Linked DNA regions of Homo sapiens: region 1 is linked to region 2. Evidence: chromatin contacts called from ENCODE Hi-C data. All regions are on one chromosome and are shown on one strand. The core of a region is the stretch at or near the end of the contact, and the rest is flanking DNA. Distances in the headings are between cores, read along the strand shown.

Region 1 (5,759 bases), core at 3,078-5,577, 760 kb before region 2:
TCCCCGTCTACTATCCTTATGAGTTATATTCATTCTACTATAAGGGATTTTTCTTTTCCATCATTTATTTACTCAATTATTTATTTTTATCAATGTGAATCAATAGATATTTCTTTTGTTCTCCCATTTTTACTTATTCTACTTACCATTACTATCTTTACCTTCTTGCTCTAATGGTCCCCTATCATTTTTAAACTTCAATACATACATACCTTCAATACATACACACCTCTCTGTATAATTATAAATAAGTTATTTCTGTAACATAAAAAATTATACTATTAATCTCAATAGATTTTTTTAGCCCTAATAAGCCAAAAGATGAATGACTACGTCAGCTTACCCAAAGTCAACGGCGGCGGTTTGGGATCAAGAACATATTCTTTTTCTGAGTCTTCTAGTTTGGGGCACTGTGTAGTTTTTTTAAGTCCAGTATCTATTATTGCCTTTGTATCTCTTTTTAGAGATTTGTTCTCTTTCTTTTGTACTTGTGTCTTAGAATGATCTGCAACTGAAAGATTTCGAAGTTGAAGATCATGTAAAATGTGATCTTGTAAAGCAACTGCATTGACTGCCAAGTTATCTTTCTTAGATGAGTGACCCTAAAAAGTAGGAAAAAAGTCATATTTAGAGGAGTATTATGTAATATATCATTTAGAAGAGAACTGAGGCTTCAATACTCAACCTTGATGGCACATACAACCAAATCAAATAGTAAGGAATGCTTGACTCATTGTTACCTAAGTAGGAGCAGACCCTTGTCTCAGCATTTATGTTAACAATACAGGAATATCTTTTCATTTAATTATGAAAGCCTTAATTATAATATGAATAAATTCATTATGACCCATAAACCTGTGCATGCCTAAACAAACCCACGCTGCTTCACTATAATTAAATTAGACTCCAGGCAACTACTAAGGAGACTCCTGCCATTTCAGCTTATGCCTTTTTGTGAAAACTTAATAATTTCCTGTGCAGAATAAAAATCACCAAACAGCTAAGAGATGCTTGCAGTAAATATCGCCAGAGATTGTTTTTCCATTGGCTTGTCCACTGCCCCATGCGACACTTGGCATCGCCCATTCCTGCTGACAATTCCTAGTTCAAGCAGGGTTTGCAAACTAGTTTTTATACTCTCAAATGGCTGAATTAAAATACATTTCATGAGTCAAATAACGTGTATGTTTAAGAAAAGAATAGCGTACCTTATTTTTTAACATGCCGAATTAGGAAAAGTTGTTGCTTGGCTATCACAAATTCTATCATCACATCCTATCACCTTCCTTCTATTCTTCTGCTGCAAAGACGTGGTCAACAGAAAGTCAAAGTTACAGTGCACAGAAAAACCATGAAGTTTGTGAGGATGCTCTGTAAGAGTCTAACAGATCCTGAAGCAGCAGGAATGCCTGCTACAGGGTGGCACTAAGCTACACATTCTGGTTCTGGAGGAAGGGGGTGAACTCAAGTCAGTTATGCTTCGACTCATCCCTGTCCTCAAATAGTTCACCCCTGAGCTCCTGAGGACACATTAATACAAATGGTTAATTACTATGAATTAATCCATTGCTAAATATAACATGATACATAAGTACTACAAAACTTCAGGCTAACACTGGAGACTTGGAAAAACCAGTTAAACTGGCATTTGAAAGATACACAGAGGGAAATGAAGATGGCACATTACAGGTAGGAGGAAAGAACTGGCAGGCTGGAAATCAGCATGATATGCTTATTTTGGGGAGAAAGGGAACAATGAAGAAACTGGAACGCAAGAGGAACACTGGCTAACTTCAGTCTGTCCAGAACACAGAAGTACAGAATATGGGGACAGACCAACTTGAGTTCCAATTGAACTCTACCGCTTTGCTGCGCAAGATACTGGACACAGCTGAGCCCCAGGCTCCTCATCTATAAAGCAGGTATAATAACGCTGGCTTTGCAGGGTTGCCGCAAGGATTAATGAGACAACCTTTGAAGTATCTAAAGTAGGTCTTTTCACACAGAACTTACTCTTGTTATTCTTGCTTCAATTCCCTTCAAAGCTGGTGGAATAATTTGGAATTGGCCCTTTTAGATTTTGGACATGGTGTATTTTATGAAGACAGATGTATTCAAAATATACTGTGATGAGGAGAAATAGAAAGTTATTCAAGTAATCTAGGAACTGGCACAGAAGGCCCTTGAACATATTTCTTCTAATGTTGTTTCCCTATAACGCTGATGAGAAAAAAAATTGATCCCCAGCAGGGGCCACTGTCTGTTTGGAGTTTGCACGTCCTCCCCATGTGCTGTGGGTTTCCTCCAGGTACCCCGGGTTCCTCCCACATCCCAAAGCTGTGCACGTGAGGCTCACTGGGGCGTCCCCGTCTGAGTGAGTGTGAGTGTGCCCTGCCATGGGATGCCGTCCTCTCCAGGACTGTTGCCCGCCTTGGTCCTGAGCTGCCTGGATGGGCTCAGCCCCCTGCCACCCTGAACTGGAATAAGCAGGTTGGAAAATGAAAGGATACAAATTATTGTCAAATAAAAACTCGTAAAGCATACGGTATTCACACAGAGATGCAGGACAATACCCGATGCAGTAAGAAAGGCCCAGCGGGCTGAGAAGTGGCTCCTGTTTGTTTTGAAACTGCATGGTAGGGGGAGGTGCTTCAGAGCTTTGGCTTGGCCAACATTATCTTTAACACAGCCCCTCCACAACCCGGTCACTCATGGATTCACCAGAAATTGGGTAATGATATTTCTTAAATGTAGAGCTCATATGTACTTCAGTGTTTCATATTAGAAGTGCTTTGGTCTTTATTTAGAAGTTTGGCGATGTTTTTGTGACCAGGAATGTGCTGTGGGAACTTTCCTCTTATTTATATCAATTAACCTATGGTGAAACTGGTTTCCTTGTACACTGCATGGCTTAAAGCTCCAGTTTCTAAGAACCTATGGATGATGTTAAGTGAAGACTTACTGTGTTGAGGGCCTAACTCTAAAAATAGAAAGAAATTAATCCAAAATGTATTTCTAAGGACTAACACTTGTATTAAATTACTCCAACCGAAAGAACAAACTCACTAAGGCGTGAGTGGAGAGATAGAAAAGCACAGTGGAACCAAATCTCTGAGATATCCAGGGTTAGAAGTAAAAACGTCAGTCGCTGCTCAAGTCCTGGAGGCTTTGATGATGGTTCTTACTACAGCCCTTTTCTGTTCCCGTTCAATTCTGGCATCAAGAGATGTTTGAAATAAGTTCCACCCTGTATCTCATCAAGACAACTGAACTTGGAGAAATGGTGGAATTTAAAATACTGAAAGATCACTGCCAGAATTTTCTCAGTTCCTGCTTCCAAAATGCCTATAACCTGCAGAAGATACAGTTTGCATCACACTAAAAATGGTCCGGTCATAGCTGCAGTCTGCAATTTAATCTCAAGTTTCTACACAGTAGACCACTGTCATTAATATCAAGGTAAGAGCTTTTAAAACCTATACTCTCTTAAAGTCCTACGGTATCATTAAGTTTTAGAGTTTAAAATTCAGAATTTAAAGGTATTGAAAACCCTTCAAGTACCTACTCCAACTCCACTTTATAAATGAGAAAACCAAATACCAGGTGAGTCCTTCAATATATAATGAGCCTGCGGCACTGGTAGGGTTAGAAACGTAACCCTTGCCCAGTATTGAAAGCTAAGATTAACAGGAACCCGTTGCTTTGTAAATCCCAGTATTAAACGCTCAAGAGGCAGAGCTTGGTGGCAAAAACGATCACTGGGGTGCCAAAGCGAGTAACCTCAGCTAATTAAACACGCTCAATAAAAATACACGAGACCAAGCCTACGACGTAAAGATGCAATCCTACGTAGGGTCTTGGTGTTATCTCCTGCCTTCTGAACCCCGCTGACCGTTTTCTGAGGTTCCACTCATGCAGGAAGCGCGCGGTGACGAGGCTCCAATTCCTCTCAAAGCTGACACCACCCTGCACCTGGGGCCCCTGATGGCAGCCGGTCCTACCGGGTTCTAAAATTACCGACGTGGGATCACTGTTCTAAGGCTTTAGGCAGCCGTAAATTCGTACCCCTCAGATAGAAGGAGCTGTGGAAACTAACCAGGACCCCGAGTCCCCCAAGGAGGCTGCGCGCCGCTACGGGACCCGACCTCGCCTCACAGCTGCGGCCATCGCCGGCCCGGCTCGGAGGAGGCGAAAGCGAGGCCGCGGACGGCCCTCACCCCGAATCCATGGACCCCGCCCGCCTGGCGGGCCACCCTTCTTTCCGTCCCTCCCCCGAAGCCTCTCCGTGCCTCGACTCCTCCGCGAACACCGGAACCCAGGGACGTCTGCCCCTTTTCCCTCAGGCAACTCCCTGGCCGCCCACCGTTGCCGTAGCAACGCCCGCCTCCGCGCTCGCTCCCCGCGGGCTTGCTCACCAGCCCTGCCCCGCCCCGCCCCATACTGCGCATGCTCGCCAGCCCCGCCCGGCCCACATTGCGCATGCTTGCCAACCACGCCCTGTCCACACCACACTGCGCATGCTCGCCGGCCCCCGCCCCGCGCACGGCGTCAGCGTCTAGACGCAGGTGCGTTCCCGTCGAGGCTCGCGCAGCGGGCGTTTTTGGGGATCGCCTGGCGGGGGTGTTCGGGAGCCGCGGGCTGAAGCACGGGGGCGTGCAGGCGCCCAGGCCTCGTGTAGTGAGGGCCGAGCCCCGCGCCGGCTTCGCTGTAGTCCGCAGCCCCCGGCGGCTTTGTGGGCGCAGCCACGCTCCTCAGCCGCCCGCCCACCTGGGCCTGGGCCCCGGTTGTTTCCCTGCGGTGGCTGTGGTCGTTCCCGTTCCAGGGTCTCGAGCGCACCGCCCCTTCGCTGCGCTGTTAGTCGAGGGCAGTTTTCTGGGGGATCCCCCGATCCCCCCGCGCCGCTCAGGCGTCTTGGCTCGCGGAAGCGCAGGCGCCGACTGCCTGGCGTCGTCCGTGACTCCTGGCCCTTCTCTGTGGATCCCTTTGCTTCTCGTTGCGGGTTGTGTTTCCTGCTTCGTGGGCCTGGCCGTTTGCGTTTGGATGCAGGCCCGGGTGAGCCCTGCGTGGCCCGCTGGCCTTTTCCTGCTCCCTAGGTGACTGAGCCGCGTGTGTGACACATCGGAGTGAATTGAGGCAACGCGTTCCTTTCCAGGCTTGCAGCGGGCGGTGTCGTTCACGCTCCTGAGCAGAGCCTTCCGGTGCTTTACTCGACGCCACAAATAGTGCAGGGTTCCTCCCAGGGGCTGTCGCGAGCTAGAACTCTTCCCCGCCCCTGTGAGCTCGGGCTGTTCTTCCTCCTCCGCGTGGCTCACTCCAGCCTCGGATGTTTCCTCGCTGCACAGACCTGCTCGGGAAGACTCGAGAAGGCCACCCCAGGACTCCAGCTCTCCCCGGAAGGGCTTCCCCTCGGATTGCGTCTTGGCCCCTGGAACCCTCCCTCTGTATCCTCTGCTGTTCCTCTCTTGGCCTCCATTTGGGTTGTGGCCTGGATACTCTGGCTCGCTGCTTCCCTTCTCTTAAGGATCACAGCCCTGCACTGCCTGTCGTCCGGTGCCTGGAAACCATTGTATTTTTTGGTCTGATTTTGTAGTTGTTTGAGAACTTAAGTCTGGTCCCTCACACTCCATGCCCAGAAGCAGAAATGAGTAAAGTTTGTTTTATCTTTTCTTAATATGACAATTATTGTGTTGGTTCAACTTATGTTGTACTTTAATTAGAAGAAATTTGGCCGAAAATACAAGGAAAATATACAAATGCAA
Region 2 (5,852 bases), core at 1,178-3,677:
GAAACTCTGTCTCAAAAAATAAAATAAAATAATTAACCATAACGTTAATTATGACCCAGCAATTCCACTCCCACCAATGCACCCAGGAGACATGAAACTGACATTCATACGAACAACCTGCACATGAATGTTCACAGCAGCATTACTCACAATCCCCAAAACAAGGATGCAACCCACACGTCCACCCACAGATAAGTGCATCAATAAAATAGAGTCTGTTCGCGCACTGGGCTGTTACTCCACCGTGGGAAGGAATGAAGGCCCGATGCACGCTACCACATGGATGAACCGTGAGAACATGCTAAGTCAAAGAGGCTGGTCGTGTTGTATGATCCCACCTGAAAATATGAAGTGTTCAGAATAGGGACCCCTCAGAGACAGAAACTGGATTTGTGGGCGCCATGGACTGGGGAAGGGAGGATAGAGGAGTGACAGCTACTGCACACAAGGTTTCTTTCACGGTGATAAAAATGTTTGGGACTTACTAATGATGATGACTGCACAACTCTGAAATATACTAAAACATACGAATTGCACACTTCTAAATGGTGAATTTTATAATAAGTGAATCATAGCTCAATTTTTAAAATTAAATTAAAAAATAATAAAACAGCAAGGGCCAAAGCAGCCCAGCCCTGGAAGGGCGGTTGGTAGGTTGGCCTGGCCCCCAGTCCTCACACCCCACCACTGCCGCCTCTGCCCGGCCCCCTCAAGACCAGGGGCCCAGGCCGACACCCCTCCACACCGGGGGAGCCACAGCCAAGTGCAGAAGCTCCAGCCCTGGCTCGGCACGCCTCCTGTCCGACCTGGCCACGCAGCTCTCTCCTGCACAGTCGGAATTCCTTCCACCCCCAGCCCACAGTGCAGCCATGGCAGGACAGGGGAAGACCAGGGGTGAACCATCTGGGTCGCCCTTGAGGGAGAAGAGACCCAGAGAGAAGAGGTCAAAAGAACGCTCTCAGGCAGAAACCGAGTGGCTTCCTGGGCCTGGGAACTGCAGTCCCTGGAGGAGACACCAGGCCAGGGACGAGGACCACGTGCTTGACTGTGCGAGCTGCATGAGCGATTGTGCAGTCCCTGAGCGGGTCTGGCAGCTCCAAAGTGCTTCGCAAAATCAGGACGCCCGGGGTGCTGGAGTCACACTCAGCGCTCTCTGCCAATCTGGGTTAAGCCCTTTCCAATCCCTGCAGGAGCACAGCCAGTCGGCAGGTCTCAGCTCCCATGTCTCACGGGGAAGAAACAGAGGCAGAGATGAGTCCAGGGAGGCTCCCACGGCCTCCCTCAGCTGTACGTGGCGGCAGGGCACCCATACCAGGCGCACGCCCTCAGCGGAGCTGCATGGGTCTGCCCGTGATGTGGAGCCTGGAAGAAGCCGACGTGCAGCAAGTCTTGGATGGGAAGATCATGAAGAACGCAGGCGTCCCTCTGAGCCCCTTCACCCCGCCAGCCCCACCCCAGGCTCCCAGCTTGCCCTCCGAGTTGGCCTTGTCAGGGAAAGGAGCCAGCAGACGCCCTCTCGCTCAGGTGAACAGGACCACCTCCGGGCTAAGCCTTCCATTCCAGTCTGTCCTCCCTGTGATCGCACCCGTAAAACCACATTCTGCTCCCCCACACCCTCTCCACGTCTGCGCATGCTTGCCCATTTTCTCACCCACAGGGGTGGGCGTCCCTCACCCCACGCCCTCTCCACGTCTGCACACGCTTACCCATGTTTCTCACCCACAGGGATGCACTTCCCTCACCCCACGCCCTCTCCACGTCTGCACACGCTTACCCATGTTTGTCACCTACGGGGATGCGCTTCCCTCACCAGGCTGCACCCTCCGTGACACAGGGCAGTGTTGCCCACTCTACATCCCGTGTCCAGCACAGGGTCTGATAAATATCGACAGAGTGAATGAATGAGTGAATGAATGAGTGAATGAATGAACGGGGACTCATGGATTTCTGCTACTCACCTCCCTCAGAGCATCTTCACCATGGAATGAGCAAAGCCACACAACTCCCCAGGACCCTCAGTGTCTGAGGAAGGGAAGGAAGCTTCAAGGCCACTCAATCCAACCTCCTTCCCAGAACTGAAACCCCCAAGCCTGCTTCCCAGGACGTCTGTCCCTTCTGCCCGGCGTGCACTCACAGGCCCCACTCTGACTGTGTAGAATCGGGGGGCTGTTTTCAGGGTGCCTTGCTCACTTCCCTAACACCTCATCCCTCCCGCCCCCACCAACGCCAAAGGAAGAAGGAAAAGGATGGGGGAGGAGGAGGGAAGAGAAAAGAAGAGAATCAAAAGAGAAACACAAGTCTAATCATCGAATAGCCCAGCGTGTGCCGAGAGGAAACGGGAGGCGGGATGAGCTCACAGCCCTGGGAAGGGAAGGGCAGGAGGCCCGGCCAGGCAGTGGTGACTCAGGGCTGTGCTTTTGTGACTTGTCCACAATGGTGGGGCGGTACACGGGCTCCACGCAGAACAAAGCAGTTCTATGGAGCAGCTACCAAACCCAGGGCAGAGCTGGGAGCAAACACTCGGGGAAGAAAGGCAGCTCCTGGGTGTGGGCTGGGGGCCGCAGGAAGTGCAGGAGCATTCATGGGTCTTCCAGGAAGCAGCGTGCTCACAGGGCACCCAGGACGGAGGAGGGGGCACAGAGGCCCACGCTGAGAAGACTCAGCCACAGGATGAACTGCTAGACTAGGCTGGAAAATATTTGAGGCCAAGGAGCGACCTCACCCTACGGCTTTCCAGGACTCCAGGCAGCATCCACAGGCTCCGTGTAAGGCCCAGCTCCTCAGGCTCTGGCCAGAGCTTGTGGCACCGGCCTGGCCCTGCCAGGTGTCCCTAGGCCTGCCTGGCCCCTCTGGTTTGTACCAACTTTAAGCACAAGGATGGCTGCTGCCTCCATCTGCATTCTTCCTGGGACACCCCCTCCTTGCACAAGCTTTGAGGCACCTGAAAGTCCACAGCGTCTCCCCATCACTGCAATCCCCGCGACACTTCTGCCACCGCAGGCACACCCAGCAACAAGGCATTCGCAGGAACCAAGGGCGAACACAGGCAGAGCAGGTGCCCAACAGCTGTGTGGCCTCTGAAGCCTCAAGCAGTCCAGAGCTGAAGTCAACCCAAGAGAATGCCACCAGCCTCTGTGACGGGCTCCAGGGGCCCTACGAGGGGCCTGCCCCTTCCTGACCCACGGCCCCCCTCTGGGGCTCAACTCAGTCTCCCGTTGCTCTAGCTGTGTGGTGTGACCTCTGCATCTCACCTCCTGTGCCATACAGTGCCACTACATCAGGGGTCTTCACGCCTGTGCATAAAGGGCACAACCCCATTTAGAAACCCTCTCCCAGCAAGTGTGCTCTTTGCTACTGGGCTCCCGGCTCCGGGGAACCGGCCTGAAGGGGCCAGGCCTTAGGACAGCCCCTCTTGATAGAGACAGAGTTTTATTTGTTCCTTGTTGAAAGTGTCTCTGGTACCTGTTCACCCACGAGGGCTGAGAAGGTGGTGAATGGGTGCAGGCACAGGTGCCTAGGAAGGGCTGTCCCCCACACTCTCCCGCAAACCAACATCACAGCAAGGGCAGAACCAGGAGCTACCCTGTAGGTAGCCGAGAGCCCCGTGTGCTGAGCAAGCTGACATTTCCCCATCCGTCCTTGCTGTCAGCCACTTGCTGCCCTGCTGAATGTCAGCTCTGCCTCCGGACGCCCAGAGTGGATGGCCAGGCCTCTGCTCCAGCAGCAGACGAGCACAGCGCGGGGCTGGGGGGCTGGAAAGCAGTCTTCCTTAACAAATACAAAACCCCCTGAGTAAGCTTCCCAGACCACTCAAACCAAACCCACCCACCCCCGGCAAATCCCTCTCCCTCACAGCACCTTCAGGGCTACCCAGCCTCTAAGAACCTGCTGTTGACATCCAATTCTTTAGACGTTTTCCTAATCAGATAGGATTTCCAGCAGGAACAGAAATGAATGGGGCACCTCATGAAGTCAAGTGAGCCCCACAGGGACTGAGGGGCTGTCCTCCTCCAGGCCCAGCAGAAGGCTCTTTGACTCCCTTTCTTGAAAGCGCGTCCCTTGCACCCTCCAGCCTATGTCTCAGATCACACCGGTCATTCCTTGGACGGACGGGCCACCCATGGCATCACCTGGAATACAGCACGGGGCACCACCATTAGGAGTCCAGGGCCTGATGCAATCACAGGGCAGGAAAGTGAAAGACAAACAGGAAAGGAAGCAAGAAGGAAGGAGAGACACCAACAGGACACCCCAGCCCACTGTCTTGGGGGCAGCTCATACCAAGAACAGGAAGAGGAGCTGCAGAGGCCATACAGGAGCCTGGAAACCACGTGGGAAGTAGCAGCGAGGGATCACCCGAGCCCTGGCCTAGGCATGCGGGTGGGTCGGGACGGGACTGGTCCAGCAGCCACTTCTGTCCCTGCTTACTCTGCCTGGCCACCATGGCAGACAGGAGCTCTGCTCAGGGACCCAGGGTGGGAGCCTGCCCATCTCTGCGCATGCTTTCAGGATCACGGGGGCGAGGAAAAGAGTGTGATGTGCTGGCTCTTGGAGCTTCTGCCCCAAAGTGACACAGGCCACTGCCACACATATTTCATTGACTCAGGCAAGTCACACAGCCACTCTCAGGTCCAGCAAGGTGGAAATGTGTAATCCTTTCACAGGAGGGGCACCAGGTATTGTTAAACAATCATGCAGACCATAGCAGAGGGAAAATTGGTACAAGCATCTTAGAGAACAGTTGACTGTCTAGGGGAGCTGAGGAAATACACATCCTAGGGTCCAGCAATTCCACTGCTGACAACACAGCCTAGAGACACTTAGGCCCATACACAGGCCACGCAGACCAGTGATGCTCCTAAGAGCTGGAAACGACTCAAATAGCCATCAAATGCAGAATGAGTACAAGATGATGGCACATTTAGAAAGACAGACCCATATACAGCAATCGAATGAACAAGTTAGAACTGCAGGCAGCAACATGGACTAATCTTAAAAACATCATGTTTAGCAAAATCAATGACTCAAAAGAACATCAACAGTGGAATTCCACTTTATAATCTTTGAAAAACAGCAACACTAAATCCTATTTTAAAGACACATGCGTTGTTCAAAACTACAGGGCCAAACAAGGAAGGGCTCCACATGGAAGTCAGCAATGGGGCTCCTCACGAGGAGGGAGGAGAACTTCTGGGGAGACAGCAGGGTCCTGCTTCCCTGAGTCAGTGGGAGAATCACACTGTTGTTTACAATTATTCACTATGCTGTCTGTGAATTTTATGCATTTTTTGTTTGCTTTATATTTCACAATTAAAGGTTTTCATAAATGGAAGCACGATGAATAATGCATTTGGTATTATTACACACGCAGTGAAGTCAGCGTGGGCCAGAGGGCAGGAGCAAGGAGACCTGCTGTGTTCCCTACATCCCCAAGAGGCCCGGATGGAGATGCTCAGCCTCCTGGGCCCTGAGTTTCCTGGGTGGCTACAGAAGTGTGCCAGAACAATTGGGTTTTAAGTCTCTCCCCTCTCTTTTTTATTTTTATTTTTTTGGTTGGGGGGCGTCAGGGTCTTGCTCTGTCACCCAGGCTGGAGTGCAGTGGTGCTATAGCAGCTCACTGCAGCTTTGACCTCTTGGGCTCAGGCGACCCTCCCGCCTCAGCCTCCTGAGTAGCTGGGACCACAGGCACACTCCCCAAGCCTGGCTGTCTCCTGCCTTTCTATTGTAGATTCTGATTCATATTAGGACAGAAAATCCTCTCGCTGTGATCCTGTGAAGAGTCTTTCATCCGAGACACCATGGGCCTTCCAAACAGAAACACCTCCATTCCTTCCCAGTGGCGAAAGGACATG

The links. A loop is a pair of places that touch in the nucleus more often than their neighbours do.
Region 1: a map of endothelial cell of umbilical vein shows a loop between it and region 2 (2.6-fold over the local background). The contact joins the promoter of RNF32 here to the enhancer-like site in region 2. A Hi-C loop is called at or near these places in 1 of 168 maps with a recorded cell type or tissue (endothelial cell of umbilical vein).

The regions. Positions count from the first base shown.
Region 1 is chr7:156,639,342-156,645,100 of GRCh38, reverse strand. It overlaps RNF32 (ring finger protein 32), which reads right to left and starts at 4,327. Exons shown (of 9, transcript NM_030936.4): 1 at 4,290-4,327; 2 at 1,209-1,300; 3 at 344-602. The coding sequence starts at 1,223. It overlaps RNF32-DT (RNF32 divergent transcript), which reads left to right and starts at 4,566. Exons shown (of 4, transcript NR_026865.2): 1 at 4,566-5,759. RefSeq lists a silencer at 4,427-4,736 and an enhancer at 4,305-4,896.
Region 2 is chr7:155,882,271-155,888,122 of GRCh38, reverse strand. No RefSeq gene overlaps it. Among named protein-coding and RNA genes, the nearest start is that of SHH, 73 kb to the right of the region's middle. RefSeq lists an enhancer at 1,001-2,200. Within about 2 kb of position 2,427, at least 7 of the 41 ENCODE cell types and tissues checked have a DNase peak (open chromatin) inside an H3K27ac peak, as active enhancers do; they include endothelial cell of umbilical vein, where a contact is called at or near this core.